Regions from separate parts of the Homo sapiens genome. Here region 1 is linked to region 2. The links are chromatin contacts, found by Hi-C or POLR2A ChIA-PET in ENCODE. All regions are on one chromosome and are shown on one strand. Each heading gives the region's core, a stretch centred on a gene start or an enhancer-like site at or near the end of the contact. The rest is flanking DNA. Distances are from core to core; before and after follow the strand shown.

Region 1 (4,166 bases), core at 480-2,979, 1.8 Mb before region 2:
CTCCCTATGTTGCTTAAGGTGGTCTTGAATTCCTGGGCTCAAGAGATCTGCCCACCTCAGCTTCCCAAAGTGTTGGGATTACAGGTGTGAGCCATTGCGCCCAGCCAATTTCTGTTTGTAACAATAATTATGAGTTACTGAGGCAGTAGTATCCAAGTTATTTAGGATGGTCCAGGAGACTCCTTGTTACTATTATTAATGACAAATTCATATTATAGAAAATTATGAGTTCTATGTTTCTGAATTTTAATTTTATAGTAACTTTTGTTGGCTGTTATCACCCAGAAAATTTTATTTATTAGCAGTTTCACTTAACATTGTATAATAATTTACTTTGTAGTGGTCCTAAGGTTGTACTAAGTTTTATTTTCTTGAGCAAATTTTAATTTACATATGGTAGTTTTATTAATCAGGATTTTGTTAATTGAAACATCCCATTCTCTATATACCATACTACTTGATTTAATGAGATTTAAATTTGGATCTATGCTGAAACAAATACAGTGCTTTTTGAAAATTGTTTCTGTTCAATAATTGCCTTTTAAGTTTATATTGTGTTTATAGTTTTAATAAATTAATGACGCATTTTGTTAGAAGATAAAGGAATATTAATACCTTAAACATTTTTGCAGATGAACAAGAAGATGAAGATGCCATCGTCAACAGGATTTCGTATGTATTTTAAAGTTCAGTTGTTCTGTTTCTGATTCTGAAGTCATCAATTCTCAAAATCCAATTCTAATTTTTGGATAGAAGTATGGAAAATATTCACCCAGCACATTACAATAGCTTTATCATATTAATTTTAGAAAGCACATGTAAGCAAATATGTGTGGATAATCCAATCTCCTATTGGAATTTGCATATTTAAGGAGCTGACAGATTTTATCCTCAGGGGATTAAATGAGGAAATGGCCTTAATTTAATTGCTTGGTCATAAGAAAGAAGACTCTTGGCTGTTTGAACAGTCTGCTGAGAAGACTATGATGCTCTTGAACCGAGCAGCGGACATCTCCTCTGGTTAGCTGAACCTGCCTGCTGTGAGCAGGAACATGGGCCCAGACCGTCCTGTAGGTTCCTTATGTACACCGGTGAGATATGATAGGGAGGTCCTGTAATTTTATTGAAGTATCAAACTGAATGGAAAGCAGCGAATTCCTTTCTGTTAGTTTTTGCTTGTTTAAATGTGAAATTGCACAGATGCACCTATGTAGGAAAGTTCTGTATTCCAGGATTTTTTTATTGATACATTAAAATTCTTTTGAAATTTCAAGTTTATAGAAAAGGTGGAAGTAGAACACAAAGTTTTTTTTACTCCAACTGTTTAGAAGTCGCTCATCTGATGCTTCATTTCCTCAGGATACTTTTATGTATAATTCCAATAAACAGTGCATTCTACCTATGTATCAAAATAGTGAAATTAGCATAGACAGCGGTACCACTCACACTCCATTCAAACTTACTAGTTATCCCAATAATGTCCTTTCTGTAGTGAAAGGATCCAGTTCAGAATCACACATTGCATTTGGGTGTCATGTCCTTTAGTCTCCTTCAGACTGAAACACTTCTTCATTATTTCCTTGACTTTCCTGACCTTGATAATTTTGAAGATTATTGAGTAGTTATTTGGTTTTGTCTGATCTTTCTTCATAATTAGTATCAGATTATGCATCCTTTGCTGAGGAGGATGAGGAAGTAAGAAAAGGGGAAGAGGAAGAGAAAGATTCTGTGTGCTTTCACATACTTGTACACACATACAAATAAATGCTTCTACATACAATGGAATAGTATTCAGCTGTAAAAGAAATGAAGTACTGATACATGCTGCATTGTGGATGGACCATAGTAAGTGAGCGAAGCCAGACACAAAAGGCCACATAGTGTGCAATTCCATCTATAAGAAATGTCCAGAATAGATAAAAGCAGATTGATGATTGCAAGGAGCTGAGGGAGAGGAGAATGGGGAGCAGCTGCTTCATGGGTTTGGCATTTTATTTTGGGGCAATGAACATGAAAGAAAGAGGTGATTGTGCAACATTGTGAATGAACTACACACCCCTGAATTGTTCACCTTAAAATGGTAAATTTTATGTAATGTGAATTTCACCTCAATAAAGAAATTAATAACTCCCAGCTAATAAATGACTTGACTCTGCCTGATTTGATTCATAACTGAAAAATGAATATAAATGGATTGTGATTTACTAGATTTGGTAATTTATTTTAAATGACATAGGGAAGCTAGATAAGAAACAAAAATAGCTGTAACTTTATGCTGGAAATTCTTACTCTCACTTTAAAACCTAGGCCCAAAACTTGATGTTTTAAATTTACAGAATTACGGGTTTTAGTTTTATTCTTAGCCCTGTGACATTTGTGAAAATTAAGTGAATCATTTTTTTCCTCTGTATAAATTAGAGCTCCTTTAAAAATTCACTTCACTCACCTCACAAAAGCTACAACGAATAAGAGACTGAATAAAAGGTAGATATTCTCTCCATGTGAAACCCTCTAGGTGTGAAGGGCAAGTGAGATACATACCTTTCTCCTCTCCATTCAGTCTGTGTGCCACCTGTGGTGGTAAATCGACTTCAGTGTACTCGTAGATCCGTAATTTATAAACAGAAAAGAACACATCACTTTGTCTTTTACCCCTAAAAGTACATTGAATGACAATAGGGTGATGTGCTGTTTCCTTATGGTAGATGCCCAGGAGCATCTTACCTGCTTTTGGGGCAGCTGGCACAGCACGTGCGAGGGGTTTGGGTTTTCCGAGTCACGGGTGGTTTCTGTATCCTGGGGATGCATACAGAAATCCTCTTCCTGAAGGTCAGTGGGTTCGTATAAAGTGGTGATACAGTTAAGGGAGGGGCATGGGGAAGAGGGTCACCTGAGGAGGAGTCTGACTAGTCTCCCTCATCTTTCTTCCCTGCCCTTATTGATCTCTTTGTCTTTTGCTGTGGTAGAATGAGTGAGAACTGATGAGTTAGGGTGATCTGGGTTCAAATTCTGGACCCATGATTAACTTGAGTCCAGAAGAGATGGAGAAACAAATATTCACTTTCTGTGTATGTAAAACAGAGTTCTCACCTACTTTGCAGTACTGTTGTGTGGATTAAATAGCATTTGCCAAAAAAAAAAAAAAAAAATCTAGGGTAGGGTGCTTGATACAATTAGGGGTGAAATTAATGTTTCCTCCACCGTAGCGCTTTTGACCTGTTTTGTCTGCTTAGAATTCTTTTCTGTCAGATATCCCACTGAATTAACTCTCACCTTATTTAGTTTTGTTTTGCTTTGTGTTTTTCCCTAAGTCTCAACTTTTCAGTGAGGCCTTCCCTAAGTGCCACACTTAATATTGAAACCTGTGTGTCCTCCTCCCCATTTCCAGTCTTCCTTACCGTGTTTTCCTGTAACACTTATCATCTTTAGTTTATTATACATTTACATATTTAATGTTTTATTGTTTATTGCCTGACTCTCTGCAGTCCAGGATAAGCCCTCCTTGGGCAAGAATGTTCGCTTGTGTTCGTTCACTGTTCTCAAGTGCCTAGCACAGTCCTGGCACGGGAGCAGGCACTCTGCAAATACCTGTATAGTGAGGGAGCCCCACCTGAAAGACCCACTGAGGTAGAATCTCCGAGATGGGCTTTAACAAAAGCTCCATAGGTGATCCTGACAGTGTTACCGCTTAAGAATCACTAGTTTAGAGTGACGTATTAGGAAGCCTAATTCATGCAGCAAATGTTTATTGATTAGCTGAGATGAAGACTTAAGATGGAATGCTGGTATGCCAACATTTCACAGATGAATGTAAAATGTCACTCAATTTGTTACTTTTCTGTTGCACAGAGAATCAGACCTTTTGATGATATTTGGGAGGGTGTGAGCAAAATGCTAAATATGAAACTTTCTTTGTCATCAACACTATATACATCTTACTGAATAATTTTGAATGATTTAAATTCAACTATGATAAAGTCTTGTTTCCATATGTACTTCTTGATTAGATATTATCAACCTGTTAAACTTTAAGATGTAAAGTGGCAGGTTTTGCTTATGATTAGTTTTTTTAATTTAAAAAAATTGAAATACTAACCCATGAAATATATTTTTATAGTAATCTGTATTTTGCAGTGGAGTTTTAAAAAGGTGAGGTCTTTCATTTT
Region 2 (3,900 bases), core at 1-2,500:
GAACAAAGGCCAACTTAAAGCCTGGAAAGTGATCTAATCTGTTAAATTAGTGTACCGCAGAGTAATTTTGAAAGCCTTCTCGTTTTGTTTTGTTTTTTTTCAGAGACAGAGTCTCGCTCTGTCGCCCAGGCTGGAGTGCAGCGGCGCGATCTCGGCTCATTGCAACCTCCCCCACCCGAGTTCAAGCCATTCTCCTGCCTCAGCCTCCTGAGTAGCTGGGACTACAGGCGCGTGCCGCCACGCCCGGCTAATTTTTTGTATTTTAGTAGGGACGGGGTTTCACCGTGTCGCCCAGGCTGGTCTCGAACTCCTGAACTCAGGCAATCCGCCCACCTCGGCCTCCTAAAGGATAGGATTACAGGCGTGAGCCACCGCGCCCGGCCCCTTCTCTTTTTTAAAACCAATTTCACTAACATTTACTTAAAAATGATTTTCTGCTTGGCAGAAGTGACTTAAGGCATGTGGGGGAGACACTGCGGGTCTGTCTCAGATTCCTTTAGACACCAATGCTCCACAGTTTTACGACTAGGTAATAGTCCGATAATCACCCATGAGTTCCTGGACTCCGGTTTGTTGTGGGATTGGAAATAAACGAGAAAGGCTGCGTTCATCATCATGGCCTTAATTTCTTCTCCCAACTTCCGGTCGTGCAGGTGTCTTGGGCAGGTGATCCCGAGGCCACTCTGCCGTGTTCTGTGAATCTTGGCGGAAGGGAGGCGAGCTGTAAATAAAAGCGTGACCATTAGAATCGCCGCTGTGTAGTATTAACCTGTTGAGCGCGGGGCTTCCCGGGGCTGGAGCTGCACCGCGGGCTCTGCTGTCTGGGACTCTCCTCCAGCGCGGACCCGACAGGACGCCAGGGACCAGGCCGGTCCGGCCGGGACAGCGGGGCCTCGGGCAGCGACGGGGCCGGGCCTCCCCCCAGCACGTCCCCAGCTCGGGCACTGAGGCCTTGCGGAGACCCCAGGACTCGCCGCGGAGGCCACCAGTGCGCGTCTCGCGTGGCGCTACGGCCTCGGGAATTCCGTCACGGCATAGCCGGGTCCAGCGCGGTGTAGACCGGGGCCCCGCGCCTTGCTCGGCCAGAGCGGCTCAGGTACTACTCCAGGTCCGGCCGCACTCGCGGCCACTGCGAACAGCCGGGACACCCAATCCCACTCCGCCCAGGGCCAAGAAGCCCGAGGAGGCCGCAGAACCGCTCCCGCTCCCACTCGCGGCCCCAAGGCCCCACCCCCCCCTCCGCCGCGCGCATGCGCCGCCCCCGAGCAGCCGCATGTGGCGACGGGAGGGGCCTGCCAGCTCCCCTCCTCCCCGGGACCGGCTCACTCCGGCCCCGCCGAGGGGGGAGCTGGTTTCCCCTCGTCCTCGGGGCCCCCTCGTTGCAGAGCGGCGGCCACGGAACCGCAAGGGCCAGAGCGGGCTGCCGGCGCCAGCTACCCCGGAGCCGTGGCTGGCGGCAGAGGCGCGGGGCGTCACTGGAGGCCGGGCGGCTCCTCGGCGCTCCCCCTCGGTGGCCGGGGCGGGATGGTGCGTCCCGCAGGGCGCGCGCGGCTCCCGCGCTTCGGGCGCTCGGCGCGGGCGCGGGCGGGGGCGCGGAGGGCGGGGGAGCGGACCCCGATTCGCAGGACCGGGCCCGGGCTGCGCGGGCAGGGCCGTTGGCGGGGCGAGTGGGGGCGCCGGGCGCCGCGGGGGCCGGGGGCGGGGGGTGGGCGGGGCCGGGCGCCGCCGCGGAGCCTCCCGGGCCGCCGCGATCATGTCGGACCAGGCGCCCAAAGTTCCTGAGGAGATGTTCAGGGAGGTCAAGTATTACGCGGTGGGCGACATCGACCCGCAGGTACCGCGCCCGCCCCTGCCGCGGCCTCCTCCCCCGTCCGCGTCCCCGTCCGTCCCCGTCCCCGTCCCCGTCCCCGCTCCTGCCGCGGGCGCGCGCCGGGCGCAGAGCGTCGGGTCCGCCGAGGCCGCTGGCCTGACTGCGCTGAGGGCAGGGGCGACCGCGGGGTGGGCGCGGGAGGCCCGGGCCCGGGGGAGTGCGGGAGGGAAGGCGGCTGGGGCTCTGTACCTCGGCCCCTAGTGCGCGCCCTGAGCCCCCGGCCTGCGGCCCTGGGGTCGCCGCCCCCGACCCACCGGGCCGCCTCGTTCTCTGCTCCTTTGCTGAGCGGGACGGGCGCGGGGTCGCGTCTCCCCATTCCCCGCGCCGGGCGTCTCGGCTCCCGGGAGAGCAGCTCCGAGGGCGGACGAGGGGCGCCGGGATCCCCAGCCGGGGCAGCTCGCGCGGGGACCCCAGCCTCGCTCGGCCGGCGGGGGTCGTGGCCGTGCACCGGCTTGGCCGCCTCCGCCACCCGGGCAGCTGCCGTCCTGTGCGGGGCTGAGGAGCGCTCCCTTCCAGCCTGTGTCCCTGCACGTGGGGGCTGGCATTCGTCTTCCTTGATTTTCCCACTTGGACGATTAATTTTACGGTACCCTGGTAACACCATCACATTACACATTTAATTTTGTGTAGTTTGGGCTCACGCCAAAGGATATTGTGGGTTTTCCTTAGTATTCCTATAATAATATATCTGTTTGATGTCACACAGTTATCAGTCCGTGGTAGGAATGCATCTTAGTTGAATATCCTCTTCAGGTTAATCTTCAAAATATTTCCTTCTTAAAAGTTTAGCTGTACAGTTGTGTTGCCTTGGGTGTGACATCAGTGGCCCCCACCTTGGAGGATGGGGATCCCCAGTGATCAGAGTTAGGCCTGGAAGGGCGGAGACTCATATTTCGCAGATGAACTTGGATGGTGTAGAAGGAATTGTAGAAGGCTGAGTGATCTTGGCCTTCTTGAGGTTCGTCCTTGTAACAACTTTTTGGACCCTTTTTGCCCTGTAACTTTAGGGTAAAGAGACTTCAAGGCCGGGTTTACCCCTGTAATCCCAGCACTTTGGGAGGCCAAGGCGGGTGGATCACCTGAGGTCATGAGTTCGAGACCAGCCTGGCCAACATGGTGAAGCCTCATCTCTACTAAAAATACAAAAATTAGCCGGGCGTGGTGGCGGGCGCCTGTGGTCTCAGCTACTCGGGAGGCTGAGGCAGGAGAATTGCTGGAACCTGGGAGGTGGAAGTTGCAGTGAGCCGAGATCGCGCCACTGCACTCCAGCCTGGGCAACAACAGCTAGACTCCGTCTCAAAAAAAAAAAAAAAGCCTTCTATCTTTGAATTTACAGAGTAAAACAGTTGCTGAACACGGAGCGATGAAGATGAGTGCCTGTAACAGTGTTAGCTTTTTCCAGTATTGATGATTCCCCCGCCCCTCTTTTTTTTGTTTGTTTTTTTGTTTTTGTTTTTTGCTATCCACCATTTTTCTCTTCCCCCTCCTTCCTAGCCTTCGTGTTTCATTTTAGGACTTTGGCTCTTATAGGGGACTTGAACCAAATGTTACTTAAAACCTGGAACAAGTTGAACTGGAACCATATTTACTCGACTTTGAATCAAATCTAAGTGCTTAAAAATGTCCTTGGCAAACCACTTTCATCTGAAACAGTATATTTTCTGAAAAGTTTTGAGCCTGGACATCTGATTCTCTGACTCTTATGACTGTGGATTATAAGTTCACATGTTGACCATCTAATATGAGGCAGGCATGGACTAGGTGCCAGGTATAATACAGAGGTGAAGAGGACATGGTACCTGCCCTTTAGCGCCCCTCATTGGTGGGGGAGGGAGCACACCTGGACATATCACAGTACAAGGTGTAGCAGATTTCTCCACTGGGGTGCAAAGTAGACACCACTGAAATGTCACTCAGTAGATGTCATTTCAGTTGGGTTTTGAGATAAGCAGAAGTTAAGAACATGAAGGAATATTTTCATGTGGAGCGTATGTGCTGAGGAATGAAGGCATTCATGCGTTTGGGATACA

Evidence for each region. A loop is a pair of places that touch in the nucleus more often than their neighbours do. ChIA-PET counts read pairs that join two places held with the same protein, here RNA polymerase II (POLR2A).
Region 1: a map with no recorded cell type shows a loop between it and region 2 (4-fold over the local background). The contact joins the enhancer-like site here to the promoter of PAXIP1-DT in region 2. A Hi-C loop is called at or near these places in 1 of 37 single-sample maps with no recorded cell type. POLR2A ChIA-PET finds 5 or more read pairs at or near these places in 1 of 52 experiments (activated B cell).

Annotation. Positions count from the first base shown.
Region 1 is chr7:156,830,259-156,834,424 of GRCh38, reverse strand. It overlaps LMBR1 (limb development membrane protein 1), which reads left to right. Exons shown (of 17, transcript NM_022458.4): 3 at 633-672. Among named protein-coding and RNA genes, the nearest start is that of LMBR1, 61 kb to the left of the region's middle. Within about 2 kb of position 1,729, at least 2 of the 41 ENCODE cell types and tissues checked have a DNase peak (open chromatin) inside an H3K27ac peak, as active enhancers do.
Region 2 is chr7:155,000,783-155,004,682 of GRCh38, reverse strand. It overlaps PAXIP1-DT (PAXIP1 divergent transcript), which reads right to left and starts at 1,250. Exons shown (of 1, transcript NR_028090.1): 1 at 1-1,250. It overlaps PAXIP1 (PAX interacting protein 1), which reads left to right and starts at 1,559. Exons shown (of 21, transcript NM_007349.4): 1 at 1,559-1,834. The coding sequence starts at 1,754. RefSeq lists an enhancer at 163-664 and silencers at 909-988, 1,009-1,698, 1,729-2,098, 2,269-2,418.